2 separate regions of the Homo sapiens genome follow, and region 1 is linked to region 2. The links are chromatin loops, found by intact Hi-C in ENCODE. Cell type or tissue: PC-3. All regions are shown on one strand. Each heading gives the region's core, and the rest is flanking DNA. Links, peaks and the distances in the headings are about the cores only. Region 1 has its middle 20 kb from the start of IL33. Region 2 has its middle 90 kb from the start of RANBP6.

Region 1 (15,689 bases), core at 2,762-10,761, 87 kb after region 2:
AAATATTTATCTGATTGAAGAAGAGAGTTGAAAGTTCATTAAAACTTCTGTTTACATTTGAGCAAAACCTGCTCTTAATAATTACTCTCAAAAGTTGCAAGCTAAAGTAACTAGATAATTCAATAAATATATAGATACCAGGTCTGAGGCTCAGAAGGACTGTCCAGGGTGGGTCACCAAGCTCCAGGCCACCAGACTAGCGACAAGAGTTAGGCTGCAATTCCCAGGAAGGAAGAATGGAAGCCATTATCCCAGAGGAATATAGAATAGGCTATATTCTATAGGGTGGAGGGAGGAAAGTAGAGAACAGTACCTGGTAACAGGGACTGCAGGGGTAGCTGGTTTTGTTTGTGTGTTTTCTGCTCAGGAACAATTTCCATATCTTTGGGTGACAGATCCCTATTTTACTTTGCCAAAATTACCTCTCCTAGTGAAGGTGCAGGCCTTCCCAAGGTTACCAATTCATTTTCTTCCTTTGAATGTTGAATCTTCAGTAGATATTTAAAAATGAAAAATGGTTAGTATGAATTCCTCTGAGCTTTGCAGCACTCATCCCGGGGACACTGACTCACAACACAGTTTATATGAAAAGAGGGGATGCTCATCATCCCCTGAAGTTCAAGACGAGGCTGAGAAACATAGTGGGACTCTGTCTCTACAAAAAAAAAATTCTAAAAATTAGTCATGCTTGGTGGCACACACCTGTAGTGCCAGCTACTCGGGAGGCTGAAGCCAGAGGATAACTTGAGGCCAGGAGGTCGGGGCTGCAGTGAGCCATGATTGCACCACTGCACTCCAGCCTGGGTGACAGAGTGAGACTTTGTCACAAAACATAACAAAACAAATAACTAAATAACAAAACAAATAACAACTCCCTGGGAAAGCTGACTTTTAGCTTAATTCCTGCCCTTCAATATTCTCTATATTGTAAGGTGCTAAAAATTTACAAACTAGATTCCCAAGTTTCCTAACTAGGTAGTTTCCAGTTAGATTTTCCCAAAGGCAGGTCTCAGAGAAAGACCAGAAGGCAAAAGGGAGAAGCTATTTTATCCTCCATTTTCTGTTTCTGGATCTGGCAGTAGCCACAGGCAGCCACAGGATCCAGACGTCTTGGCAGTGAGTCCAGTAACATCAAGGGGACTATGGGCTCCCAAGTTCTTGCAGCTTCTGTAAATGTGCAAATTCTCAGCCTCTTGAAAGGTAACAGCAGCAGTGGTTTCAATAGCAGCAGCAGCAGCATTAACAAAAGGATGCTGGCAACCTCAGCAACATAGCTCTTTTGAATTCTGGGTACCATCACTGGCCCTTTTTGCCCCTCCTTGGATTTTATTCTCTCTGTTTGAATGCCTAGAGAAATTCTGCCTTTCTAATTGAACACCAATTAATAACTGAGAGTGATTTACTATTACACTTTTGGTGGGAATGTTAACACATGAGTACAATCAGTAAGATGCAGTACAATTGAACAGACTTGTGTTTAAACCAGGCTCCCCCACCTATTAGCAGTGTTATCTTAGGCAAATAACTTAACCAAACCTCAGTTTTCCTTATCTGTAAAATAGGGATGATAGAATCCCTCATAGGAATGTTACATAAATTATGACGTAACGTTTTATATGTAATGATATAATGTATGTAAAAAGTACCTGGCACAAAGGCGTTCAACAAATTTTGGTTTCCTACATCTCTTTCACCCAGCACTTGCTTGGTTATGGCTTAGGTGCATGAACACAGACACATTCCAGAGATGTTTGACTCAGTCAAGCTTCTATCAGGAACTAGGGTACAATAGAAATGGATTACATGAGGAAGTCAGATATGGAGGAAAAATGAAGTAGTTGCTGACAGGGAGTGTTAAATGGGATTTCTAGAAAGGACACTTCTCAGAAGAGAAACATGATGCACAACAAATTTTAAACCCTTACTTAGTGACAGCCTAATTCAAATCACAAACATAGGTCTATACTCAGAAAAATTATGTTCGTACACACTCTTTGGAAGAGAGAAACCCTGGCTGCTGGTCTTATTGTGGATACCTTCATAATTCACTTGGAAGATGGAACAGATTATTATTATTATTATTATTTGAGACAGGGTCTTACTCTGTCACCCAGGCTGGAGTGCAGTGGCACAACCTAGGCTCACTGCAACCTCCACCTCCCAGACTCAAGTGATCCTCCCATCTCAGCCTTCCAAGTAGCTGGGACTACAGGCACGTCACCACACCCAGCTAATTTTTTGTTTTTTGTTTTTTGTATTTTTGATACAGACAGCATTTCACCATGTTGCCCAGGCTTGTCTTAAAACTCCTGAGCTCAAGCAGTCTGCCTGCCTTGCCCTCTCATAGTGCTGGGATTACAGGCATTGAGCCACCGGACCCTGGCCAGAAGATACAAAATTATTTTGTATCTGTCCGTGGAGACATTTCACACTTATTATAATTTAGTATAAGTCATGGTGAATGTAAAGAGACAAATATGGCTTTTCACAAGGTGCCCCTTTGACCCTTCAGAGCACTAGATCTCTAAAATGAAGTATTTGGAGTCCAAAAGATATAAATAAGAATAAGAGGTCATGATGGTGTCTTCATGAGAAAAGATTGGGAATTAAAGATGTTTATGCTGAAATAGAATTATAAGATACTAGTAGTGGATGATGCTTTAAAGACTCTCACCTCTCATATTTTAGATCAGAGAACCTAAGCTCAGAGGAGGAAACTGTTCTTAAATTACACAAAAATTTGGAGGCAGAAATGTCACCAGGTTTCTTATATCTGGGAAAGAGACCAAAAAAAAGGTATTATCCTTCTGGAACAGTCTTGGCCAGAGCCTTTCTCCTCTAAGAGTGGGACTGGACAATGGAGCCAGGTCAGTGGTGGGTCTGTGCCATTGACTAGTGGAGAGCTCCCACATAAAAATATGCCACCCTTTGAGTGCAGCCACGGATGTTACAATCTAGTATTGAGTAAATGGACACTTGATTTTACATATCTCCTTCAATATATTTCATCATAATATTAACTGTCATAACTACAAATTATCAAAAATTCCCTACTTTTGAAAAATGTACATAAAATGAAGAATGATGGCTCTCCTCTGTCCTAGCAAGGGACAAAGATTGGCCTAGAAAGCAGGTCTCTTGATATCCAGTCCGATGTCCTTTCCAGTTTCCCCAAAATAATAGTAGCATTCAAAGGTATTAAAATATAGTGCCTTACATGGGTCCAAAAGGCAGATTTTGTTCTTGCTTGAAAAGAGAGCTGTAATAAATAGTCTAAATTTCTAGCAGGCATAGTAGAAGAACCTAAGGTAAATGTTTTAATTTTATGCTAATGGTTACTAAGGATTATCATAGAATTACCATTTTTGGGGAACTTGAAAAATAGGTGTGACAATTTGAGGGATGAAAAGATAACCAAAAAATAAATTTAGCTCCTGCTGTTGCCACTGAATGTGATGACAAATGATACAGAGAGGTCATTCTCACAAGACCTAGGCTAGGCCAAGGAGAATGAAGAGGAGACATCACACCAGCATTTAACTTAAGAAATCAGCTGTGTGGGTGGCTGTTGTGGTTGCTTTTAACGACTAGTTAAAAAAAAAACAGATTTATTGAAATAATTAATAATTCACATACACACAATTCACCCACTTAAAAGTGAACAGATCGATGGTGTTTATACTATATTCACAGTTGTGTAACTTCAGCCAGAATATTGGAATATTTTCATGACCTCAGATGAAACCCCATACCCATTAGCAGTTCCTCCCTTTCTCTCCCTTCTTCCCACCCCAGACCCTGGCAACCACTAATCTACTTTCTATCTCTTTGGATTTGCCTATTCTGGACCTTGCATATAAATGGACTCACACAAAAAACTCACTGATACGTAGTCTTTCGTACCTTGCTTCTTTCACTTAACATAATGTATTACAGGCTCCTTCATGTTGCAGTATGTACCAGTACTTCATTGCTTTATACTGTCGAATAATATTCCATTGTGTAGAGCGTATACTGAGGAGTGAATAACTGGGTCATATAAGAACTCTACGTTTAATCTTTTGAGGAACTTCCAGATTATTTTCCAAAGTGGCTGCACCATTTCACATCCCTACCAGCAAGATCTGAAGGTTCCAACTCTCCACATCTTTTTCAATACTTGTTATTATGTCTCTTTTATATTTTAACCATCCTATCATGTATGAAGTGATATCTCACTGTGGTTTTGATTTGCATTTCCTGATAGATAATGATATTGACTCTTTTCATTTATTGTTGGCTATTTGCATATTTTCTTTGAGAAATTGCCTTTTTTTGAAAGATAGTTTTGCTGGACATAAACTTGTTGATTGACAACTTTTTGTCTTTCAGTACCTTCAAAATGTTACCTTCTTGCCTTCTGGCATCCATTGGTTCTGATGAGAATTCAGCTGTAAGCATCATTGGCATTCCACTATACATGATCAGTCCTTTTTCTCTTACGCTTTCAATATTTTTGCTTTGGCTTTGGCTTTGAACATTTTTACAGTAATGTGTTGTGTGTGGATTTCTTTGCATCTATCTCACTTAGAATTCATTGAGTTTCTTAGATATGTAGAGTAATAATTTGTATGAAATCTGGGGACTCTTCGACCATGAATTCTTTGAATACTTTCTGCTCTATTTTCTGTCTCCTCTCCTTATAGTACACCAATTACACTTATGTCTGCACGGTTAATGGTGCTCTGACACTTTTTTCCCATTATTTTTCTCTCTGTTCTTGAGATAGCTTAATCTCTCTCAGTCTCTCTTCAAGTTTACCCATGTTTTTCTTCCTCCAAAACCAACAACTGAAGGTACCAAATAGAGAATAAAAACAGATAGATACTGAGGGAAGTCAATGCTGGGCAGAAAAGAACAGACATCAACTCCCATTTTGCGTATGTGTGTTTTCACCATGTGGGGTGGCTAAAACTCTTATAGAAAATCCTAGTTTTACTGGCTTAAGAATCAGAGAAAAGGACTTGTGTTTGGGGAACTAGATCCACTGGAAAGTGAAGAAGAAACTCCCAGAAAGGAGAGAGCCAAACAATGGGTCTCATATTCTAGGTACAAAATTTTCCCAAATCTCTGAGTGATCCTTGAACATGACTATTGGGGAAAGACTCAAAGCAAATTAGTTAAAGTTAAAGGAATTGAAGTAAAATTTCAGCTACACTCATCACAGTGGAAATACAGTGTTACAGTTTCATTCTATAAAAGTTAAATATATGCTTAAAATCAGTACTATTCAGAGGAACATTCAGATTCCGGAATTTTTACAACACATCATTCACAATATTGAGGATGCAATCCAAAATTATGCAACATTCAGGCCGGATGCAGTGCCTCACACCTGTAATCCCAGCACTTTAGAGGGCTAAGGCAGGCAGATCACCTGAGGTCAGGACTTCAAGACCAACCTGCCCAACACAGTGAAACCTCATCTCTACAAAAATACAAAAATTAGCTGGGCATGATGGTGGGTTCCTGTAATCCCAGCTATTCAGGAGGCTGAGGCGGGAGAATCATTTGAACCTGGGAGGCGGAGGTTGCAGTGAGCTGAGATTGCATTATTGCACTCCAGCCTGGGCAACACAGCGAGACTCCATCTCAAAAAAAAAATTATACAACATTCAAAGAAGCAGGAAAACATGACCAATTCATAGGAGAAAGATTAATAGAAAACAAGCTAGGATGACCCAGATGTTGGCCAACAATTATTTAAAACTGTATATTAAAATGATGCTCAGTAGTAAAAAGGAAAATATGCTCACAGCTAATAAAAAGTGGGAAATTTCAGCAGAAGAAAAGAGATTATTTTTTTAAAGCCCAAATAGAAATTCTAGAACTGAAAAACAAAACAGCTGAAATATAAAATTAACTGGGTAAGCTTAAGAACCAAATGGAATGATGGAGGAAAGAAACAATGGACTTACAAGTCAATAGAAATTATCTGATTTGAAGAAGGCAGAGAAATAAATTTTAATTAACAGAGCCTATGGATCTGTGAGACAATTCAAAACTGAAGACCTGAAAGAAGACGAGAGAGAGAATTGAGAGGAAAATCATGGCCCAAATTCCCTAAACGTGGCATAAAACATATAGTTACAAATTTATGAAGCTTAGACAGAATTAGTAGAAAAAACACTCCTATTTACATCATAATCAAACTATGGAAGAAAAATATTTGAAGACAAAGAAAAATGACACATTGAATACAGGGAAACAATTAAAATGATGGCTGCTTTCTCATAAGAAGCAATAGAAGGGGAGTCACAAGACAGTGAAACAGAGTTCATGTCCTTTGTAGGGACATGGATGAAATTGGAAATCATCATTCTCAGTAAACTATCGCAAGAACAAAAAAACCAAACACCGCATATTCTCACTCATAGGTGGGAATTGAACAATGAGAACACATGGACACAGGAAGGGGAACATCACACTCTGGGGACTGTTGTGGGGTGGTGGGGGGGAGGGATAGCATTGGGAGATATACCTAATGCTAGATGACGAGTTAGTGGGTGCAGCGCACCAGCATGGCACATGTATACATATGTAACTAACCTGCACATTGTGCACATGTACCCTAAAACTTAAAGTATAAATAATGAAAAAAAAGAAAAGAAAAAATGTACACCAATAAATTAAATAACCTAGAAAAAATATTAAAAAGCATAATCAAACTAAAAAAATAAATAAATAAATAAAGTACAAGGGAAAAGCTTGTCCACTTGGAATTCTGCATTCAGCAAAAATGTCTTTCATTATTGAAGGTGAAATAAGAGTATCAGGGAAAGAAAAATAAGAGAATTTATAACCACCATATCGGTGGTGAAACCAAACAAACAAACAAACAACAAAACTGAAATAAATTCTTCTAGTCTAAAAGGAAATAAACCTTCCTATGTGCCAGGGCCCACCTTAGGCACGGAAATACAAGTTTGAGTATAATGAGGTTCACCATGGAGTTTATAGCTTATAGATGAAATGGAAACCAAACATTGTACTTCATGGCAGTACCAATGGGAGCAGGAATGCCTGGCCTCAATAACAATAGGAGCCAGAAACCACACATGTATTTACTAAAATGTCTTTCAAGAGGGCACACCTGTAAGTCTCTGCATTTTGCCACTTATACAACTTCATCTTTGAGCGCTTACATAGGGTCAGATTACCTAACAATAGCTGTAAGCCAAGACAAAATTGGAGGAGGAGAGAATTAGTAGATACCTGATACAGGATATAAGGGCTAAGCTTTAGATTTTTCTATCCTGACTCGATCCAGGGTATTTGGTTTCTATTGTTTTTCACTAAATAAAGATAGGTCTTTCAACAATCCCAGCTTCTGTGGAATTAGCTGAAAATAAACCAAGAGCTAGAGACTCAAAGTATTTACAGTAGATACATTTGAGTAGGTATATTGCTCAAGTCACACTGTAACTGCCCAGTGGGTTCATTTTGCCTGCTGCCCAGATAAACTCAATTTATTAAGACAGAGGAATTGTAATAGACAAAGAGTTTAATTCATGCACAGCCAGCTAAACAGAAGACAGAAAATTCAGAGATTGGAGTTTTTTAAGGGCAATTTGGCCGGTAGGGGGCCAGAGAATGAGGAGTGCTGAGAAGTTGGGTTGGAGATGAAATCACAGGGGGTCAAAGTGGGTTCTTCTTGCTGTCTTTGGTTTTTGGACAGGATTGCAGAACTGGTTTAGCCAGATTACTGGCCTGGATGGTGCTAGCTGGTGCATCAGAATTTTAGGGTCTGAAAAACATTTCAAGCACTAATCTTGGGTTTTACAATAGCGATGTTATCCCTAGGAGCGACTGGGGAGGTTTGGAATCATGTGGCCCCTGGCTGAGTGACTCCTAAACCAAAATTTCTAATCTTGTTGCCAATTTGTTCGTCTTACAAAGGCAATCTGGTCCCCAGGCAAGAAGGACATTCATTTCTGGAAAGGGCTGTTATCATCTTTGTTTCAAAGTTAAACTACAAACTGAAGTCCTCCCAAAAGTTAGTTTGGCCTTTGCCCAGGAATGAACAAGGGCAGTTTGGAGGTTGGAAATAAGATGGAGTCAGTTAGGTGAGATCTCTTTCACATCATAATTTTCTCACTGTTACAATTTTTGCAAAGGCAGTTTCAATACCACAGTTAGATCAACAAATATTTTGAAAATGGGAAAAAGGGCCTTTTCAAATTAATTTTTTAAAGAGATAACCCCAGAAGGTCTTGTATGGGGTGGAAAAGCAATAGGAAAATTATATAATATGATGATTCTGTGAAACTAGTGGGTCAGAAATAAGTGTTTACAGGCCAGGGCCTGGTGGCACCAGAATGAGCTCTTGGAAGTAGCTGGCTTTGTGTGTTGGGTCCATATGCTGGTGCACCCATGTGGCTGCATACCTGATCTGGGTGGGTGCCGAGGCATTGTCACCCCTGAGCATTGCCTAGGCATTTCTCGTGGCCCGCTAGAGACCAGTCCCACTCCCTTGTCCCCTCCTTCCCCTGCACTCTCTAAGAAGTTCATCTGCTCCTTCCAGGACTGTATGTAGCACCAATTACAATAAGGTCCAGATGCTTGAAGAGCACCTATGCAAGCACACGAGGAAGAGACCATTCATTTGTGACTATGAAGGGTGTGGCAAGATTTTCCTCAGGGTCTACCACCTGAGTCACAACATCCTGATTCATATGGGAGAAAAGCTGTTTATGCACTAGTGGCTGTGACAGAAAATTCAACACAAAATCAAACTTGAAGAAATATTTTGAACACAAAGATGAGATTCAGCAAACAACATATATGCAATTTTGAAGGCTGTAAAAAGATCTTTAAGGATCAGTAGCTGAAAATCCATCAGTGCCAGCATACCAATGAACCCAGAAAGGATGTGGGAAATACTGCCTGACCCAGCAGGCTGAAACGACACACGGAGGTTCAGGAGGGCTAGATGTCAAAAGAGATGTTCCTTTGTGGCAAAAACATGGGTTGAACTTCTGAAATATGTGAGGAAAAAAAACCCATATAGAGGAAATAACATGTGAATATGGCAGAAAATTTTTAAACACAAAGATTATCTTAAGCAATATATGAAAACTCTTGCTCCAGAGAGAAATATTTGCCAATGTTCAAGAGAAGGCTGTGGTAGAACCCACATGACTGTATTTAATCTACAGAGCTGTATCCTCTCTTTTCATGAGGAAAGGCACCTATTTGTGTGTGACCATCCTGGCTGTGGCAAAAGGTCTGCAATGAAAGTCTCACATAGACATACCATTGCAACAAGAAGAAAATTAAACTCAGAGTAAAACCAACTCATGAAAAACGGAGTTCGGTGGGGTGTAATGGCTCATGCCACTTTGGAAGGCTGAGGCAGGCAGATCATTGAGGTTAAGAGTTTGAGACCAGCCTGGGCAATATGGCAAAACCCCGTCTCTACTAAAAATAGAAAAATTAGCTGGGCATGGTGGCGTGCGCCTGTAGTCCCAGCTACTCGGGAGGCTGAGGCAGGAGAATTGCTTGAATCCGGGAGGCAGAGGTTGCAGTGATTCCAGTCACGCCATTGCACTCCAGCCTGGGTGATGAAGCAAGACTCCATCTCAAAAAAAATAAAATAAAAAGAAAAGTACAAAGGGAGTTTGGCCTCTGGTCTCAGTGGATATACCCCTTCTGAAAGGAAACAAAAATAAGGTTTACCTTTGTCTAAAAATAGAAAGACACTGAACTGTACTAGAGACGTGGTGCAATAACTTAAACCTCAACTAAATATCACATTACTTTGTTTAAAGGACTACAAACCAGTGAGCTTTCTTTCTTTCAGAGGCGTATTTTTTAATTAAAATCACTGATGCAGAACAACAATGTGTTTTCCATGTGCACTTGGTCAACACCTATATCTTTACTGTGTCTCCTATGAGCAGGTACTGGACACGGAGGATGTAAAAAAAAAAAAGAAATAAAAATGAGGCACCATCAGGGATTTCCTCCAGGAGGCAGTGTCACTCTAGAAAGACATGAGTGACCCAGGGATTATGTCGCCAGCTTCAATTCAGTCTAGATTCCTGGCCCTCAGAGAGACATGACTGCTGAGGGCAGTAGCCTAAAAAAGGAAACCCCTGGCCTTTTGGCTGGATGCCTCTGTGCACCCCTCCAGGCCCACTCTCCACCTCCCACAACCCTGCTTTATGACCACAGAGGCTGACTTTCTAGGCTGCTCCACTGGGCAAACTTTCTCTCAGTCAAGGTGGTGGGATTTAGTGAGCTTTCACTAAGTGATGCTTCATGGCCAACAACCTCAGATTATTACGATAAATATCACTTCCTATTTCACGTTACATAAGGGCTCGGGGTAGGTGGTACATCTGTGGCTGTGTGGCTCAGCTGCAGGTGTGGTGACACCACAGGTCTGTTGCATATGTCTGTCTTCTCATCCAGGGACCCCTACTGAAGGATCAATCATTCTTGGGGCATACACTGAGGTTAGAGCTTTTCTTTCCTGAGCTTCCTCCTTACCAGGATTTTGTGGTTGGCAGATTCCCTGTACTGAATCCTTAGCTGCTGCCTAACAACCCCTTCCTAGAGCTGTGTTCTCTGGGCCCAGTCTCTGCTCCTTCTTGACTCTTGGCTACAGAAAGTAGCACCATCCTTGAAAGAAATGCAACCCTGCCAGTACCGTGATCTTTGTCTGGTGAGCCTGGTGTTGGACTTCTCTGACCTGTAAGATTATACATTTGTATTAGTTTGAGCCACTAGGTTTGTGGTTATTTATTATGGAAGCAATAGAAAAGTAATAAAATCTCTCTCCTGTTTTCAGGTAGTAAAGGAAATCTTGAGCCTTGAAAAGCACACTCCTGGGATGATGAAAAGAATGCAACCACTGAGTGTGCCAAGTAGCTTAGCATCCGCTTAGCTCTTCCCGAGATTGTAAACCACTCTTCCTGATCTGAACCACTCTTCCTGAGATTGTAAACATTGCTCAAGGCTATTTACCTTAGAAATAAGGAAATTTGCAGACTCTATAAAACATCCCTTACAGTTGGTAAAACTTACTGCTGAATCAGTTAAACAATAAGGCCTTGCGTGAAAGGAAAAATAACGTGAGTTGGGGCAGCCCAAGTGGGAAATGCCTCTGCATAGGGGAGTGGCATGAGAAAACGACACTAGTGGAAAGGAGTAGGGGGTGTTCCATGGCGGGGATGAAGTTGCCCAAAGTAACCACCCTAACAATAGATGATCTGGAAGAAAGGACCATAGACTGGTACAGAAGCTGTATCCAAAGTCAGACTACAAATCCTCGACTTATCTTCTCCCACCTCATTTCTCACCACGCTCAGTCCAGCAATACTCCAAGGAAGAACACTTCTTTGGTGTAGCTCCCACATATCTTCTCTCCTGGCTTGTGATATGCACCTGTCATAACTTCCTGGGAGGGGAAGACTGAAGGCTGTTTCTCTTAGAACATGCTGTTTCTCTTAGAACATGCTGTTTCTCTTAGAATTTTCTCAGGTATGAACCAATGCAGGACATTCCTATAGATTGGTGGTTTTCAAATCTCTTCTGCAGAATCCTAGAATCTCGAGGCCTCCCGCAACTGGGATAGTTTAAGCAATAGTGATCTTATTCCCCTTACTTCTCCTTTGACTACAGGAGCTCTGCATCTATATGTTGACATGTATGAATTCTGTGTTGAGATTTTATTTGATGTAAGTTTGTGCTTTTAAGAAAAATCTGAAAACTACTGAGCAAAATCAAGTGTAGTAGTGCATGGAGAGAATATTTTCTGTCCCAGACTTGCCTGAGAGCTCACTGTAGAAAAGATTGGGCATTTGATGCCAAGTATAGTAGTCCCCCTTATCCATGGGGGTTACATTCCAAGACCCCCAGTGGATGCCTGAAACCATGGATAGTACCAAACCCTCTATATTATACTGTTTCCCCCCATACATACATACCTTTGATAAAGTTTAGTTTATAAATTAGGCACAGTAAGAGATTAATAATAACTAATAAAATAGAATAGTTATAACAAAATACTGTAATCAAATTTATATGAATGTGGTCTCTCTCTCATTCTCAAAATACTGTAATATTTTCAGACCACTGTTAACTGCAGAAAGTGAAACTGCAAATAAGCAGGGAGTACTGTACCTGCTATTTCTCAATTAGTGCAGCTTATGGATTACTTTTCTAGGCACCAGGGATGGAAACAGAGAGGGAACTTGGCCTCTGTGATTTCCACAAAACAAACAAAAACGAGGCTTATTGGTGTATAGCAGACTAGACAGTTCTAAATCCTGGCACCATTCAATTGACAGGCAGCACTTTCCTTTCTAGCTACATCTCTTATCAAAGAAAGAATGAACTAGCAAACAGGTTGAGAGTAAAATCAAACATTGGCTTGATGATCTCCCAGGAAGGGCAGTTGTCTGCTGCCCAGCACTTCTCTTCACCCATAAATCCACAATACAGCGCGTTGGGATCTGTCCAGTGATCACTGAACAAGGGGCATGAGGAGCACAGGTAGACTACATTTTCCAGAGATTTTCATGTTTATATACTGGATGCTAATGAGCAAACCTCTAATGGAGGACCCACTGATTATTTTTCTAAAGGGTTAAATACGTGTTCTAAAAAAAAAAGTGTTAAGTAAAATTTTTCAGAATTGGCTGTGGAGCACGTAACTCACTCTTCATACCATGTGGGGATGGTAGGCATTCTAGAATGTCTTCCTTCTATCCCTCAGCTCCTCTCTCTCTCCCCCTTCTTCTCAATCCCATCATCTTCCCCTCACAGAACTCTCACTATGTATCACTTCCTGGTGTCCCTGTTCCCTTCCTCAAGACATACCATCCTTACCTCTCCACAATACAATGTAGATTTCAGCCCTAAGTCATCCAGAATCTTGCAACCTGTCGTCACCTGAGACTTCGTATGCCTGTCACTAGGGGATCTGCTCTGGCTTCCGCTCAGTGTCCTCCACGAGGAAACTCTGGTCCCTTTCAAAGGGGGAGGAAGGAAATGGTGGTGCTTCGATTTCAGCTCAGTCTCTTTCCACGAAAGTTTCTTCACAAGAAGGCAAACACAACTTATTAATGAAAGAATGTCTCTTTTCTTCCTACTAGCTGGTCTGGTCTATGTGAAGAACATAGATCTTTATCATCTCGATTGTGACCTGACTTCTTATGAAATAATCACCCTGGTGTAATGGTCCTAAAATACTAGACTTCTTTCCTGACCTGGATTTTTCAAATTAATGGTGTTTTATCATAATCTTTTTATTGTAAGGACTAGCTTAATTGCCTTGTGACCAGAGAACATGGTTTGTTTGAAACAGCAACCCTCATATATTCTGTTGGGAGTGTAAAATGGTGCAGCCACTACATAAAACAGTTTGGCGGTTCCTCAAAAAGTTACACATGGTATTACCATATGGCCCAGCAATTCCATCCCAAAGTATATACTCGAAGAATTGAAATCAGGTATTTAAATGAAAACTTGTACCTAAATGTTTACAGTAATGCCATTCACAATAGCCAGATGGTGGAATCAATTAAAATGTTCACCAACTTATGAATAAATAAATAGAATGTGGTATATTGACATAACAGAATATTGTTGAGACATAAAAAGGAATAAGGTACTGATACTTGCTACAACATGAATAAAAACATTATGCTAAGTGAAAGAAGCCAGACACAAAATATCACATAATGTATGATTCCATTTATATGAAATATCCAGAAAAGACAGTCCACAGAAATAAAAAGCAAATTGATGGTTGCCAGGGGCTAGAGGTAAGGGAAAATGGGGAATGGATGCTTTATGCATACAAGATTTCCTTTTGGGGTGATGAAACTGTTTGGAACTAGACACAGGTAATGTTACACAATATTGTGAATGTACTAAATGCTACTGAATTGTACATTTTAAATTGGTTAATTTTATATCATGTGAATTTTACCTCAATTTTAAAAAATTACTTTTAAGTGGACATTTTTGTAAAAGCTGTTTCATATTCTCCACATACTCAACAATAGTTATTTTTCCTTTTTTTTTAAAAAAAAATTACATGCATCCTAGTGGGTGAAAAGTAGCATTTCACTGTGGTTTTGATTGGCATTTCCCCAATGACTGATGACACTGAACATGTTTTCATGTGCTTGTTAGCCATTTGTATATCTTCTTTGGAGAAATCCCCATTGAAAGCTTTTGCCCATTTTAAAATTCGGTTACCTTTTTGGTTTTGAGTTATAAGAGTTCTTTACATATTCTGCATATTAGATCCTTATTAGATATATGATTTGCAAATATTTCCTTCCATCCTGTACGCTGTATTTTCACTATCTTGATAGTGTCATTGAATCACAAATATTTTAATTGTATTGAAGCCTAGAGGTGGTGGCTCATGCCCATAATCCCAACACTTTAGGAGTACAAGGCAGGAAGATCACTTGAGACAATTAGCTTAGGAAACATTGCAAAACCCTGTCTCTATAAAACATACAAAAATTATCTGTGTGTAGTGGCATGCACCTATCATCCCAGCTACTTGGGAGGCTTAGGTGGGCGGATTGCTTGGGCCCAGGAGGTCAAGGCTGCAGTGGGCCATGATCATGCCACTGCACTCCAGCCTACGCAACAGAGCAAGACTCTGTCTCAAATAAATAAATAAATAATTGTAATGAAATTCAATTTACCTATTTTGTTTTTACTTCTGCTTTTGTTGTCATATCTAAAAAATCTATTACCAAATCTAAAGTCATGAAGATTTACTCCTATATTTTCTTCTAAGAGTTCTATAGCTTTAACTCTTACATTTAGATTTTTAATCCATTTTGATGTATTTTGTATATGGTGTGAAACAGAGGTCCAACTTCATTCTTATGAATGTTGATATTCAGTTGTCTCAACACTATCTGTCAAAAAGACTATTCCTCAAGACAATTCCTTTCCTCATTGATTTTTACTCCCTTGTCAAGAACCAATTGATTATAGATGTGAAGGTTTGTTTCTGGACTCTCAAATTTATTTCACTTATTTATATGTATATCCTCTGTCAGTATCATACTTTATTACTGTTACTTTATGGTAAGGTTTGAAATTGGAAAACATGAGTACTCCAACTTTATTCTTTTTCAAGATTGTTTTGGCTTTTCTGGGTCTAAAATTCTGTATCAATTTTAGAATCAGCTTCTCAATTTCTACAAAGAATCCAGCTGGAATTTGGCCTAGAGAATGTGTAGAATATTTAGATCAATGTGAAGCATGTTGCTATTTAATAATATTAAGCCTTCTTAGTGATAAACATAGGATGTCTTTCCATTCATTTAAATCTTTTTAAATTTATTTCAACAACATTTTGTAGTTCTCAGTATTCAATTAGTTCACCTCCTTAGTTAAATTTATTCCTAAGTATTTCATTTTTGACACAATTGTAAATAAAATTGATTTCTTAATTTTCTTTTCTGAGACATTGATATTGTGTAAAAATACAATTGTTTCTTAAGTGCTGCTCCTGTATCTGTAGCTTTGCTAAATTCATTTATTACCTCTAATAGTTTTTTGTGGGTTCTTTGGGATTTTCTATATATAGAATTATGTCATCTGCAAATAAAGATAATTTTATTTCTTCCTCTTCCAATTTGTCTGTCTTTTATTTATTTATTTAT
Region 2 (15,689 bases), core at 4,732-12,731:
TCCTCAGCATGTAGAGTATGGTGTCATTCATATCATAACATAGATTAGCAGATCATATTGTTTATTCACCTGTCAGAGCAATGGCAAAAAGGAGCACAGAGCATTGTAAGTTTTCATAACTTGAACATGAGCCCTTGTTTTCCTATATCCTTGGGATTTTCTTGGTGACTTGTATGCATTATGCTCTGAATGAGTATGTGTCAATAGCATGAGGCAGTTGAGGTGGGAGAAAATGAAACAGAAGATGGAGTGTGGCACAGGAGGCAATGTTAGAGTGTGGCAACTTCTCAGCCAGGAGGTGGTCTCAGAGCCATGGCCACCTGAAAAAGGGAAAGGAGCAGAGAAATGGCAGGAAGGAGTGCTGAGGGTAAACTTTGCTTATTTCAAAAGTCCTGTCTCAGACTGGTCCCCTGATGCAGAGATTCTGCTTAAGGGAAATTAAATTGGCAACAAATAATCTTTTCCGAAAACTGTGATAAGAAATTATTGCTTGCACCATAGCACTGGCCTTCCTTTCCTGTACTGTCATTCTGTATCAGTGTAAAGTTAGTCATAAGATCATGTTTATTGAGAGTCCTTGACCCAGGCAAACTCAGGATGTGGAATAATCCATGGATGGAGAAATTGTATTTCTTCTCTTATTAGGAAAGACTAGTTTCCCTTAAGCAGCTGTGGGATGGGAAACTGACAAAGACTTACTCATTTAGGCTCTGTTATTTACAACTCTTTTTCATTCCTGCTTACAAGGTTTTCAGCACTGACACTTTTTATCAGCCTTGCACTTTTCTCTTCCTCTCCAAAATTTGTCAGAGAAATGTTTATCTATGTCAATATCTATGTCCAAATCTATATTTCTTTATTTTTTTCTCAGCACAGCTTCCCTTACAGAGGCCTTCTTCATATGCTAAGCAGCATTACAGAAGTACTAAAAAACTACAAAAAGATGGATCACTCTCACTATACAGGTATTTGATTGCTCTTAGGTATTCAGAGGGACTTTATGGTCTGGAGCCTGATGTCCTGATTGCAGGCTGTGAGCGGAAAAGAGGAGAAAGGAAACTAATGTGATAAATAGAACAATTGGACTTTCACTCATGTAGGCAGAGTGATGGGTTAATACTGAGTGTCAACTTGATTGGATTGAAGACTACAAAGTATTGATCCTGGGTGTGTCTGTGAGGGTGTTGCCAAAGGAGATTAACATTTGAGTCAGTGGGCTGGGAAAGGCAGACCCACCTTTAATTTGGGTGGGCACAATCTAATCAGCTTCCAGCGTGGCTAGAATATAAGCAGGCAGGAAAATATTGAATATTAGGAATGGAGTTCTTTCATGGTTTTGGGGTTTTCTGGAGTTGGCTGCTTAATATGATTAGACCCCAAAATGCTAAGGACTCTACTTCTAATAGTATAGAGAACACTGATAGTCCTTGATGTGAACTGTAGAGAGTTATGCAAAATAAATGCATTTGGCACTTCTGATTCATTACTCATGAGAGGCAAGGAGTTTAGTGACTCTATAAGTAATACCTTTGACCATATGTGGAGAACCAAGGAACATAATGAAGCTGGTTGGTTGCTCCCAAGTTCAGTGGACAAAGTGATGAAAGAAAATTATGAACTCAGGGATTCTGTCTTCTGGCTTCAGAAGCTGATACTGAGACTCAAATCTGCTAAGATTGCCCTGAGTGAGAGTCTTATCTCCTGTAGAGAAAGAGTTGAAATTGTGGAAAAACAGAGACAAGCTCTTATCATGCAAGTGGCTGACCTGCAATGAAAGGTGCATGCACAGCCTCACCATGTGTCTATTGTTAAAATGAGGGCATTGATTGGAAAAGAATGGGAGCCTGCAACTTGGAATGGGGATGTTGGGAGGACTCTGATGAAGCTGGGGACACTGAGTTAGTAAACTCTGATGAACCTTTTTTGCCAGAAGAAACAGCTTCCCCATCCCCAGTAGTGGCAACATCCCCTCCCCATCCTATGCTGCCATAAGCCTTTACACCTTTGTCTGAGGAGATAAACCCTGCCTTGCCTGAGGCAACAGTGATGGCCTCCCCTGATGGGCAGTTGCCTGGCAAGATAATGTTGATTCTCCTCAGTAGTCACTACTAACGCCCCTGTTTTGCTTCTAGACCTATAACTAGACTAAAGTCCTGGGGGGCCCCTAAAGGTGAGGTTGAGATTGTGACCCATGAGGAGGTGCCCTACACTCAAAAAGAACTGCTTGAGTTTTCTAATTTACATAAACAGAAATCTGGAGAACAGGCATAGGAATGGATATTAAGGGTGTGAAATAATGGTGGAAAGAACATAGTGTTGGATCAGGATGAATTTATTGATTTGGGCCCACTAAGTAGGGACTCTGCATTTAATGTTGCAGCTCAGGGAGTTAAAAAAGGTTCTAATAATTTCTTTGCTTGGTTAGCTGAAATATGGATAAAAAGATGGCCCACTGTGAATAAGCTGGAAAAGCCTGATCTCCCTGGGTTTAATGTAGAGGAAGGGATCCAAAGGCTTAGGGAGATTGGGATGGTAGAGTGGATTAGTCACTTTAGACCTACTCATCCCAGCTGGGAGGGTCCAGAAGATATACCCCTGACAAATGCCTTGTGAAATAGATTTGTGAGGGCAGCACCTACATCTTTAAAGAACCCTGTAATTGCTCTTCTCTGTATGTCAGATCTAACAGTGGGAACCATAGTCGCTCAACTACAAAATTTAAATACAATGGGAATAATTGGATCCCAAGGTGGCAGGGGCCAAGTGGCAGCACCCAACCGTCAAAGGCAAGTTGGGTGTAGCTACCATAATGGACAGCAGAAACAAAGGGGCAATCAGAATAGTCTGACTGGTGTAGAGCTCTGGCGTTGGCTAATAAATCACGGTGTTCCTGGAAGTGAAATTGATAGGAAGCCTACTGCATTCATACTTAATTTATATAAGCAGAAAACTTCGAGGTCAAATGGACAAAAGACTTATTTGAATTTGAATTATAAAAACAGAGAATCATGGCCCCTCAATCAATTTCCAGACTTAAGTCAGTTTATAGACCCATAACCCCTTGAATGAAGGGGAGGCCATGTCCCCTTGAGGAAGGACCCCACTACATTACTGACAATTTATGCAGTAAATCTTTCTCCCATCCTTCCCCAAGGAGACCTCTGGCCTTTTTCCAGGGTAACTGTGCACTGGGGAAAGGGAAATAATCAGATATTTCATGGACTACTGGACACTGGCTCTGAGCTGACGTTGATTCCAGGGGACCCAAAACGTCATTGTGATCCTCCAGTTAAAGTAGGGGCTAATAGAGGTCAGGTAATTAATGAAGTTTTAGCTCAGGTCTGACTTGTAGTGGGTCCAGTGGGCTCCTGGACTCATCCTGTGGTCATTTCCCTAGTGCCAGAATGCATAATTGGCATAGACATACTTAGCAGCTGGCAGAACCCCCACATTGGCTCCCTGACTAGTAGGGTGAGAGCTATTATAGGGCAAAAGGTCAAATGGAAGCCATTAGACCTGCCTCTACCTAGAAAAATAGTAAATCAAAAACAATATCACATCCCTGGAGGGATTGTGGAGATTAGTGCCACCATCACGGACTTGAAAGATGCAGAGGTGGTGATTCCCACCACATCCCTGGTCAACTCTCCCATTTGGCCTGTACAGAAGACAGATAGATCTTGGAGAATGACAGTGGATTATCTTAAGCTTAACCAAGTGGTGACTCCAATTGCAGCTGTTGTACCAGATGTGGTTTCATTGCTTAAGCAAATTAACACATCTCCTGGTACCTGGTATGCAGCCATTGATGTGGCAAATGCCTTTTTCTCCATTCCTGTTCATAAGGCCAGTTTGCCTTCCACTGGCAAGGTCAGCAATATACCTTTACTGTCCTACCTCAGGGGTGTATCAACTCTCTGGCTTTGTGTCATAATCTTACCTGGAGACATCTTGATCGCTTTTTGCTTCCACAAGATATCACACTGGTCCATTACATTGATGACATGCTGACTAGATCCAGTGAGTAAGAAGTAGCAAACACACTGGAATCATTGGTGAGACATTTGCGTGCCAGAGGATGGGAAATAAATCTGACTTTCAGGGACCTTCTACCTCGGCAAAATTTCTAGGGGTCCAGTGGTGTGGAGCCTGTTGAGATATTCCTTCTAAGGTGAAGGATAAGTTGCTGCATTTGGCCCCTCCTACAACCAAGAAAGAGGTACAAAGCCTAGTGGGTCTCATTGGATTTTGGAGGCAACACATTCCTCCTTTGGGTGTGTTACTCCAGGCCATTTGTCAAGTGACCTGAAAGGCTGCCAGTTTTGAGTGGGGTCCAGGAGAAGGCTCTGCAACAGGTCCTGTCTGCTGTGCAAGCTGCTCTGCCACTTGGGCCATATGACCCAGCAGATCAGATGGTACTTGAGGTGTCACTCGCAGATAGGGATGTTGTTTGGAGCCTTTGGCAGGCTCCCATAGGTGAGTCACAGTGGAGGCCTCTAGGATTTTGGAGCAAGGCCCTGCCATCTTCTGCAGATAACTACTCTCCTTTTGAGAGACAGCTCTTGGCCTATTACTGGGCTTTGGTGGAAACCGAACGTTAGACTATGGGTCATCAAGTTACCATGCATCCTAAACTGCCTCATGAACTGGGTGCTTTCTGACTCATCTAGTCATAAAGTGGGTCATGCACAGCAGCATTCCATCATCAAATGAAAGTGGTAAATACATGATCAGGCTTGAGCATGTCCTAAAGGCACAAATAAGTTACATGAGGAAGTGACTCAAATGCCCACGGTCTCCTTTCCTGCCACCCTACCTTCTCTCCCTGAGCCTGTGCCAATAGCCTCAGGGGGAGTTGCCTATGATCAGTTGACAGAGGAAGAGAAGACTAGGGCCTGGTTCACACATGGTTCTGCACAATATGCAGGCACCACCCAAAAGTGGACAGCTGCAGCATTACAGCCCCTTTCTAGGACATCTCTGAAGGACAGCAGTGAAGGGAAATCTTCCCAGTGGGCAGAATTTCCAGCAGTGCACCTGGTTTTGCACTTTGCATGGAAGAAGAAATGGCCAGGTATGTGATTATATACTGATTCATGGACCATAGCCAATGGTTTGGCTGGATGGTCAGGGACTTGGAAGCAGCATGATTGGAAAATTGGTGACGAAGACATCTGGGGAAGAGGTATGTGGATGGACCTCTTTGAGTGGTCAAAAACTGTGAAGATATTTGTATCCCATCTGAGTGCTTACCAACAGGTGACCTCAGCAAAGGAGGATTTTAATAATCAAGAGGATAAGATGACCCATTCTGTGGACACCACTCAGCCTCTTTCCCCAGCCACTCCACCATCGCCCAATGGGCCCATGAAAAAAGTGGCCGTGGTGGCAGGGAAGGAGATTATGCATGGGCTCAGCAACATTCCACTCCCTAAGGCTGCCCTGGCTATGGCCACTATTGAGTGCCCAATTTGCCAGCAGCAGAGACCAACACCGAGCCCTCGATATGGCACCATTCCTTGGGGTGATCAGCCAGCTACCTGGTGGCAGGTTGATTATATTGGACCTCTTACATCATGGAAAGGACAAAGGTTTGTCCTCACTGACATAGACACTTACTCTGGATATAGGATTTCCTATCTTGCATGCAATGCTTCTGCTGAGACTACCATCCGTGGACTCATGGAATGCCTTATCCACCATCATGGTATTCCACATAGCATTGCCTCTGACCAAGGCACTCACTTTTTGGCTAAAGAAGTGCAGCAGTGGTCTCATGCTCATGGAAGTCACTAATCCTACCATGTTCCCCATCATCCTGAAGCAGCTGGATTGATAGAATGGTGGGAAAGCCTTTTGAAGTCACAATTACAAGGCCAACTAGGTGACAATACTTTGCAGGGCTAGGGCAAAGTTCTCCAAAAGGCTGTGTATCCTCTGAATCAATGCCCAATATATGGTACTGTTTCTCCCATAGCCAGGATTCACGGGTCCAGGAATCAAGGTGTGGAAGTGTGACACCACTCACGATCACCCTTAGTGAGTCACTAGCAACATTTTAGCTTTCTGTTCCCACAACATTACGTTCTGCTGGCCTAGAGGTCTTAGTTCCAGAGGGAGAAACTCTGCCACCAGGAGACAAAACAATGATTCCATTAAACTGGAAGTTAAGATTGCCACCTGGACACTTTGGACTCCTCCTACCTTTAAGTCAACAGGCTAAGAAGGGAGTTATAGTGTTGGCTGGGATGATTGACCCAGGCTATCAAGATGAAATCAGTCTCCTACTTCACAATGGAGGTAAGGAAGAGTATGCATGAAATACAGGAGATCATTAGGGCATCTCTTAGTATTACCATTCCCTGTGATTAAGGTCTTCCATCATGGAAAGGGCAGAGGTTTGTCATCACTGGAATAGACACTTACTCTAGATATGGGTTTGCCTATTCTGCATGCAATGCTTCTGCCAAGACTATCATCTGTGAACTCACGGAATGCCTTATCCACTGTCATGGTATTCCACACAGCATGGGAAATTACAACAGCCTAACCCAGGCAGGACTACAAATGATCCAGACCCTTCAGGAATGAAGGTTTGAGTCACTCCACCAGGTAAAAAAAAACACAACCTGTTGAGGTGCTTGCTGAAGGCAAAGGGAATACAGAATGGGTAGTAGAAGAAGGTAGTCATCAATATCAGCTATGACCACGTGACCAGCTGCAGAAACGAGGACTGTAATTGTCATGAGTATTTCCTCCTTCTTTTGTTAAAAACATGTTTGTGCAAGTATACATTTGTACTAAAAAAAAATTCATTTTATTTCCTTTCTCCTTCATCATGTGACATAGATTTATTGACTTCACATCAGCATTTAAGTATTAACTTTATGTAATAGTATTTGGTTTGGGGATTGGGGTGTTTCTGGTTGTATGAAGGATAGTTGTATTATGTTAGGCATAATTATGACTTTATTATTGTCTTTATTTGAAGATTATGTATGATCTCAGGAGATGTGTAAGGGTTCAAGTTGACAAGGTGTGGGCCTGTTGTAGTTAATACTGAGTGTCAACTTGAATGGATTGAAGGATACAAAGTATTGATCCTGAGTGTGTCTGTGAGGGTTTTGCCAAAGGAGATTAACGTTTGTGTCGGTGGGCTGGGAAAGGCAGACCCACCCTTAATCTGGGTGGGCACCATCTAATCAGCTGCCAGCGTGGCTAGAATATAAGCAGGCAGAAAAATATGGAAAGAGAAACTGACCTAGCTCCCCCAAGGCTATATCTTTCTCCCATGCTGGATGCTTCCTGCCCTCAAACATCAGACTCCAAGTTCTTCAGATTTGGAACTGGGACTGGCTCTCCTTTCTCCTCAGCCTACAGATGGCCTATTGTTGGACCTTGTGACTGCATGAGTTAATACTTAATAAACTCCCCTTTATATATATATATATATATATATATTCCATTAGTTCTGTCCCTCTAGAGAACCCTGACTAATACAGGCAGCAAATATGTAACTGTTCACAGCATTTCACTTCATTCCCAGAATTGACAGGCAAGCAGTCATATGTCCTTCCTTTATGCTCATGGGTCCTATGGATGCAAGGTAGTGTTTTCTAAAAAAAAATAAAATAAATAAAAAATCAAAAAGATAAGAAAATTTGAAGGTATCAGGGCTGGTTTTGAATCCTGGCTCTGCTCTGACGCTTATTCCACACCCCAGAACAAGTTATTTAATCCCTGTAAGTCCCACTGTGCTCATCTGTGAGATGGGAATATCAATCCCTACAATGTTGGGTTGCTAGAAAAGATACATGAGATAGCACCTGGAACAGAGCAAGTACTTCATAAAAGTTGGTTTTTAGCCCTAGCCCTTTATGCCTCCATTTCCTGCCTTTGATCATCATTGGTGTGAACTTTTCTGCCTACTGAATAATAGAGAAATGCTTTGTGATGATAAGAACATAGCAGAGAATGAAGTGTGTAAATTCTGGGGCAGAGAAAATTCTCTGGACTAAACACACTTTAGTGTACATGAACATCCCTCCAAATTTTATCAGGCTGGTGCCTATATGTTTCAGCTTAAAATATACTTCCTGATAAGCAGAAAGAAAATTTTAAGTAATAGATAAATAACGTGTACACATGGACATACAGTGTGGAATGATAGACATTGGAGATTCCGAACGTGGGAAGAAAGCATAGGGTAAGAAATTACTTAGTGAGTAAAATGTATATTATTCTAGCAGTGAATACACTAAAAATTCAGGCTTTACCACCACTCAATATATCCATGTAACAAAATTGTACTTGTACTCCCTAAATTTATACAAATAAAAATTAACTTCTCTCTCTCTCTCTCTTCCTGGAGGAAAATAACTAGTAGGTTTCTTTTGGGTTGGATAGGACTTATTTGCTTTTCAACACCCAAAGAATAACTTTGAAAATGTTATTTTCAAAATAAATTGAGTGTTCCCTGGAAGTTGCTGTATTTTTTTAATTGGTTATTTTGGAGTAGTCTAGAAGACTTCCCTACAATTATTGTTTAAGCCTTAAAATAAACCCTTTAGTATACAAATTTGAAAAAATTAAAGCTTTCTTGAAAATAGATTTATATATACTCTATCAGAGTGCAAGCAGGAAACAGAAGCTACACCAGTTACTTGAACATAGAGACTTTAAGGAATGGTTGGTAACTAGGTAACTGAAAGGATTAAATTAACAAACAAACAAACAAAAAAACAACAATGAAAGTAACATGGAGATAGCAACTGCAGGAAGCAGCTACCACTCCTGGGGCTGGGGATAGCAGAGGGAAGTGCTTGGATTTATTAGAAGTTAGAAACTTTGAGAAAGGGCCCCACAACTTGTGCTGGCTGTGAGCTGGGATAAGCAGCCCTGTGGGCCTGCCACTGAAACCTTTGAGGACAGGGCACTATTTATAGCTCACTTGTGTCTATGAGGTGGGGGCATGATGAAGCTGTTTTTGCGAAAGTTGCAAAAACTGCAAATTGGAATCAGCTGCTGCTATGGAACGGCATGGGTGAAGAAGCACTCCTGGAGTGATCTTACAGAAACCACAAGCTGACAAGCCTATAGGGAACAAACTGAAAGGAACCTGTCCTTTCTCTCTCCTCCAGCCTGGCTGTCTCCCTCTGTAACACCCTCTAGTGACAGAGCCTAACTGGAGCAGCTGGCAAAGCTAAAAATGATGTTTTGAGTCCCAGGCCTGAATTGCATAAGTGTATAGAGAAGGGTAGCTGAGAGACAATAACTTAATGTAAAACTTGTTTGAAAATAGACCTCTAATGCAAAGGAAAGACACGTTGAGGAATTGATATCCTCTCATTCCTTTTTCTTCCCAACTCCTAATTCAAGGCTAAGAGAATGTTCCAAATTGTAATGGTATTTGGAGGATGATACAAGATGAAATGTGACCCAACATTTCTTTTCCACCTTGCCATGACTCCAGTGGCTCCAAGACATTTGTATTCCACAGACTGGTAAAATTTTCTATTTGTGGCAACTGACTTAGAGTTGATTGCTTTTTATTTTGTCTAGTGATAGCATTAAGTACCCAGTAGCATTTCATTAAAGAAAGAATATTTCAACCACCAAAACTCAGGAAGAACATAATCTCAGAGTAACGAGTAGTTCTTACATGGATGATTTTGCTTTTTTGAAAAACCCATTGTTAAAATGCAAATACTGAGGGACAGAAATAAATTAATATTTCTTATTTTTGTTTTTAAAAAAACTTTCTTTTGTTTTTATTTATTTATTTTTGAGACAGAGTGTCGCTCTGTCACCCAGGCTGGAGTGCAGTGGCGTGATCTCGGTTTACTGCAAGCTTTGCCTCCCGGGTTCACGCCATTTTCCTTCCTCAGCCTCCCAAGTAGCTGGGACTACAGGAGCCTGCCACCATGCCCAGCTAATTTTTTTTGTACTTTTAGTAGAGACGGGATTTCACCATGTTAGCCAGGATGGTCTCGATCTCCTGACCTCGTGATCTGCCCACCTCGGCCTCCCAAAGTGCTGGGATTACAGGCGTGAGCCACCATGCTCGGCCTCTTTTGAGACACGGTCTTGCTCTGGCACCCAGGCTGGAGTGCAGTGGTGTAAATACAGCTCACGGCAGACTCAAATCACCTGGGCTTAATTGATCCTCCCACCTCAGCCTCTTGAGTAGCTGGGACTACAGCCACCACACCTGGCTAATTTTTAAAAATGTTTTGTAGAGATGGGGTCTTGCCAAGTTCCCTAGGCTGGTCTTGAAATCCTGGGCTCAAGCAATCCTCCTGCCAAAGTGCTAGGATTGCAGGCATGGGCCTCCAAGCCCAGGTGAACAATCTTGATATTCATAAATTTGCATGGGTTTTACAGTTACAGTAATTGTAATAATCTGTAATTATTAAGAGCTTACTATGAACTAGGATTATGATGAGCACTATATATATGATTTAATCTTCCTCGTAAGTCTCCCAAGTGGGTCCCATTATCATCCCCATTACACATTAAGGAAAATGAGAATTGGTGAAGATGTGAGCCTAAGGTTACACAGCTAAGTGGCAGAGCTATGCCTAGAAGCCAGATCTTCTGACAACAAAGTCTGGCTGGGCTGCCTGGCTACCCATACCTCTCTGTCTGGAATCCCTTTTACATATTCCCTATATGGATTCCTACTGAAGGTATGGGCCATGGGCCCAGGCACCACTGACTTTATCATATGGCCCTGCCCTCCTGGACAAAGCTTGTTCTAACTTTCAAGATAAAGATTATATAACTTTCAGCTACAGCCTGGCTACATGTTGTTCCCTGACCTTGTATTATTTGAGTTCTTTTCTTAAAATGAACAAACTTCTCTTGGCTTGAGATATTTATGTTACCATTCCTTGCATTCTTTCTGTTTTTATATTCTTTGCAAATAATCCTTGCTTGAAGTGTTCAAAATCTCCCCCAAGATGGGCACCCCTGGTAGACTCAGAAAGCCTGAGCTGCTGCTGTGCAGTCCAATATCTACTCACGCTGTTGAGGCTGGAGAAGGGGAGATGGAAATGGTGCTCATAGCCTTCCAGCTTTGTCTGCTTCAGTGGCTCAGTGGCTGTTTGCAGATGGAGTTTTCGGCTGGGGCTCAAGCCCTAAGGTTGGAATACTAGCTTCCCTGACTCCTTGTTTCCTGCTCCTTCTCTCACTGTTCTGAGTAGTGGTTCTGTACCATCTGCTTAATGCAAATAATGCAGTATTTTATTCCTCTTTAATGAACGTAGACACTTGTGATGGAAAGACACATAACACACAGCATGCACAGGGAGGGGATTTATGAGTTCTGACCCAAAGTCGGGGCAGTGAATGCGACCTCGTACACAGAGATTCATTAGAAAGTCTCCAATGTCAACATATGGCATTTTTTTACTCAGTACTGTCAGGTAGCTTTTATTTTATCCCTTTACTCGTGAAAAAACAGATTCAGATGCATTTGCCACAGGTATCGTAACTAGCTAGCCACTGTCAGAATCATGATTACAATGGAAGGATTTTGATTCCTGTTCCAAGACTACACTACCTCTTGGCAAAAATAAAAGCATTCATTCATTCTTCATTTATTCAGCACATATTTTTCTAATACTTTTTCTGTGCTAGGTTTTGGGGAATTCCAAAGGGAGCAGAATATGATCACTGATGTCATGGTGAATATAGTTCTGTGTCAGATCAGACATGAGTCAGATAATCATATAAATAAAAACATTAACTTTGTTTAGAAGTAAGGGAGTGATAGGTAGCCCCAAGAGAACAGATGACAAAAATGAGGTTAGTAAGAATTCATGTAAGATGGGTTAATCATATTTAAAAAGCAAGAATTTAAATAAACACCAAGCAAAAAAAAAAGTTTCTTTTCTGAAATCATCAATGATCAAGAAATCACCACTACACGATATATCCATGTAACAAAACTGCATTTGTACTCCTTAAATTCATACAAATTTAAAAAGAAACCTTAGATGTGTCAGTGTTTGAAGAAAATCATATCTTTTTCATCTGTGATGCCACCAATCAGATCACAGCTGATCTGATTAGAGGCTAGATTGCTAACAGCTGCTAGCTCCTTCGGGCTGCAGAACTTGTGGTTAAATTTGATACTTAGGAACACAAATTTTTAAAAATAAATTGCTTATTCTGGTTTCTTTTAGCAGAGAAATTTTCCTCTCTTGTCACCAGGCAAGTCTACTTGGATTACTCCCCATGGTTAGAGTAAGAAAACCTTCTCTTTTCCTTGCCCTTTAGCTGGGCCTAGACTCAGTGGAAGTTAAAAGACATGAAGACACAGGCCTATGAGCCCTCAAACCATCTCTTCCACATAGGACACAGCCCCTCTGGCCTTTTCACTTCTGGAAAGTTGCTTTGCTGTCTCCCCCACAAGTCCTAGAAGTCTACATATTCATCTAGCAGCCTGTTTCCTTTGTGGGCTTCATGCAGATGAAGTGCTAGGTAACATTTTATGTTTCTCTCTTTACAAAAGTAATACAGGTTTCCTATAAAAAACATAGAAATGTGAGATGTCACCACTCATTGTTATCAAGTTCCTATTGTTTCTCTTTGTTTTTCAAAATTGAGAAAGAATGGAATTATAGACTCCTACATTTCCTTTTGCTTTAAAAAGATATTTCATAAAATAATTGCCCCCAACCTAACCTTTCTGGTTCTTTTACGCTTTTAGACAAAGCAGATCAACTGAAAACCCCAGTTACAGTGGATTGTGGGGTGCAGGGGTGAGGAGAGAGGGGAGGCAGTGGGTTTTAATCTTGCTTTTACTCTATATTATACTTTGTGGTCTCTGTCAATGTGAAAAAGACTTGAGCATTCCATCACTGTTGGTATAATTGTCTTAGACCTCCAGAGCCACTACTTTTACATGTGGTAGTCTTGAGTTGTGCAGTGTACAATGTGCACAGCGGTACCCTTACTCACTCTTTCTGCTCTGTTCCAGGTCTATTCAACTTCTTTAGCCTTTCTCTTGGTCTCTGATTTACTGTTCAGCACCCCTTAGCCTGAAACTTCATGAGTAAATTTGGGCTTCCAAGTTTGGCCCTTTTATACACAATTTGTCTTTATCAGTGTGGCTAGATTTAGCAAATAAAAATACAGGACACCTGGTTACATTTTGGGGACATATTTATACTAAAAATTATTCACTGCTTGACTGCAATTAAGATTTATTATAGTTGGGCATCTTATATTTTATCTGGCAACTCTTATCCTGACCCTAGCTGTTTTAGGACTTGGATGTGTTTGCTGATCCCTCTGCCTGCTCAGGTCTCTTTAACCCTACCCTGGGTAATGTTCATGTCCTCTAGGGGACAATCGATTTTCTCACAGGAGGTGTAAGAAGCAAAGTTCTTCTGATTGAGGAGCATGGAGGAACACGATCTAGCTAAAATAAACGAATCTTGCCTCACAATTGTCTATCACTAGCAATTTCCTATGTGTTTATATTATATCTGTTACATTGCAAGTTCCTGGAAGACAGGGACTTGATTTTTTTCTTTAGCGTCACAGTAGGTTTTATTAAGATCAGAGAGATGCAATTGCAATCAAATCAATCAAGCTCTAATATACTGGCTAATAGACTTCTAAGAAAACCAAGCTTCACTGAAAAAAAAAGAACAACTAAATATTTTTTAAATTCAATTTATCATGCAAGTGTGAGTAATTTACTTTCGTTTGTTCAATTCTCACATAGCTCAATTTATAAGTATTGGAGGCTATAGGTTTAAGAAACATATTTGTGTAAAGTTGCTGACCCACATAGCATTTACCACCATACTATGTTGTTTATCTTGAGAGGCTGAATATACAAATAAACACTGGCCAGACCATATATGACAAAACAACTCTGACCATAGTCTCTGCAGCAACCAGCCCAGGAAGTCCAACCACAACCTTTGTAGCCATTGGCCCAAATTGGTCAGAACCTGGTCAGTGACTCCCAGCTTTCCTAATGTTTGCCCTCACTTCTAACCCAGAACCAACCAGAGCAAGAAAATATGCTCCCCAAACCAATCATAGAGGATGCCAGCTTCTACATAGCCCACATCCAGCTTCCCCAGGCCAACATCTTTTGATCAGGGCACACTTGAAGCTTTTCCTTTTTTTTCTCCTATAAAGCTTTCCCACTCCTCTGTGAGTCTCTGTCAAACAAAAGTGATGGTACCTGACTTCCTCGCAAGCTCTGGATGAATAACCTCTACCTGTTCTAATTCAGATTGTCTTTGTCTATTTCCACAGTGTTTACTAGGATCTCTATACAGAATTTCTTCAATGGCAAGATTAACCCCGCCCATGTTTAGGAAATCATTTAGGGCCACTGAATATCAAATATGGTCCCAGAAAAAGTGTTGACACTGGTTCAGACTTGGGTGAAGAGTCCTTTGATCTAGCTCAAATCTGTGATAATTTGATATTACTCAATCCTCTTTCCAGCTCATCTCAGCAAAAGTCTCACTGCTTGTGAGTGTCCTGCATACAGTCTGATTTGGGTGGTTGTTTTCTTTGTGGAACTAATCAGAGGTCATATGACATTTACCTCTGGATAGTTCAAATTGACTATTTCCTTAGGTCTATTTTGCCCTATTCACTGAGAAATGTATGGTCTCTGATATTAGATTGTTTCAATTCGAATTCCACCAATATCTTGTATTCATCTTGTGAGTCTGGAAAAGTATATGGGCTTATTTAAGTCTTAAATTGCTTATTTAAAAATTGTGATAGTGACATTAGCACCTACCTTATAGGGTTGTTTGAGAATTAAAGCATAATTTCTGTAAGACAATTACCAAAGTCCTAACATGTAATAGTTATTCAACAAGTAATAGCTATCATTATTACTATTATTAATCGAAATAGGTGCTTATATTTCCAAATTAACAATCTTTTGTACTTTTGATGTGACAATATGTGCATTAAGTGGTACAAAGAATTAAGGCATTGTCTTCATAATTACGTGATAGCAACTTTCTTCTTTATTAGAAATCAAGCATCTCAGAACCTTCATGATTGGCTATTAGGCTTTTTGACCTCAGCATTGTCAATGGCTTTTACTGGTAGGGCAAGTTACAGCTAGTAACTTGGTCAAGGTTTTTGGATATGAACTTTACTTTTTAGAGTTTAAACCAATGTACGTTTAAAATGTGATACTCCAGAGGCACAGGAAAGTACATGACACAGCCAACTGAAGAGGTAGCATGTCCTAAAATATTTTCTCTATTCTCTTTTGAACTCTGTTATAATCAAAGAAATCTTTATGGTGAAATGCTCATTTTGCAGACATGCCATGTGTTTTAATTTCAAAATTGAACAAAGGAAAAATCCCGGGGCATTTTATGTGCATTTTTGTTAATGTGATCACAGATACAAAGTTAGTCATTCAATCCCAAATGAGACATGATCTCACTGGGAGGGAAAGGACACGTCAATCGCACTGCCCGTGCACTCCTGTCTCCTCACTGATGTAAGGGATTTGTTCTGGGAAGTCTCTAGCAAACATTTTTGGAACAGGTATTTTGTGAGAATCTCCGTTTTTGTCACAAAAGTCACTCAGTGGTCTAACTGGAACCAAGAATGGAATGAGTTACCTTATTAAAAATTTTAAATCAAACAGTGTTTATTTTGTTTGGTGGGTTTTAGAAGAAATT

What was found. Peaks named below come from ENCODE experiments on the same cell type or tissue, not always from the same donor. Only the 100,000 strongest peaks of a DNase experiment are listed, where the experiment ranks them.
Region 1: it touches region 2 in a loop (2.7-fold over the local background); 1 of 110 quality-filtered maps calls a loop at or near these places.

The regions. Positions count from the first base shown.
Region 1 is chr9:6,187,499-6,203,187 of GRCh38, forward strand. It overlaps the pseudogene GTF3AP1. Among named protein-coding and RNA genes, the nearest start is that of IL33, 20 kb to the right of the region's middle. In PC-3, for the core only: CTCF peaks have their summits at 7,628 (motif pointing right) and 10,011 (motif pointing right); a DNase peak (open chromatin) is centred at 8,663; H3K27ac peaks cover 3,565 bases.
Region 2 is chr9:6,098,057-6,113,745 of GRCh38, forward strand. No RefSeq gene overlaps it. Among named protein-coding and RNA genes, the nearest start is that of RANBP6, 90 kb to the left of the region's middle. RefSeq lists enhancers at 8,454-8,954, 8,703-8,752, 8,955-9,455. In PC-3, for the core only: a CTCF peak has its summit at 9,161 (motif pointing left); DNase peaks (open chromatin) are centred at 4,785 and 9,145; H3K4me3 peaks cover 291 bases; H3K27ac peaks cover 4,399 bases.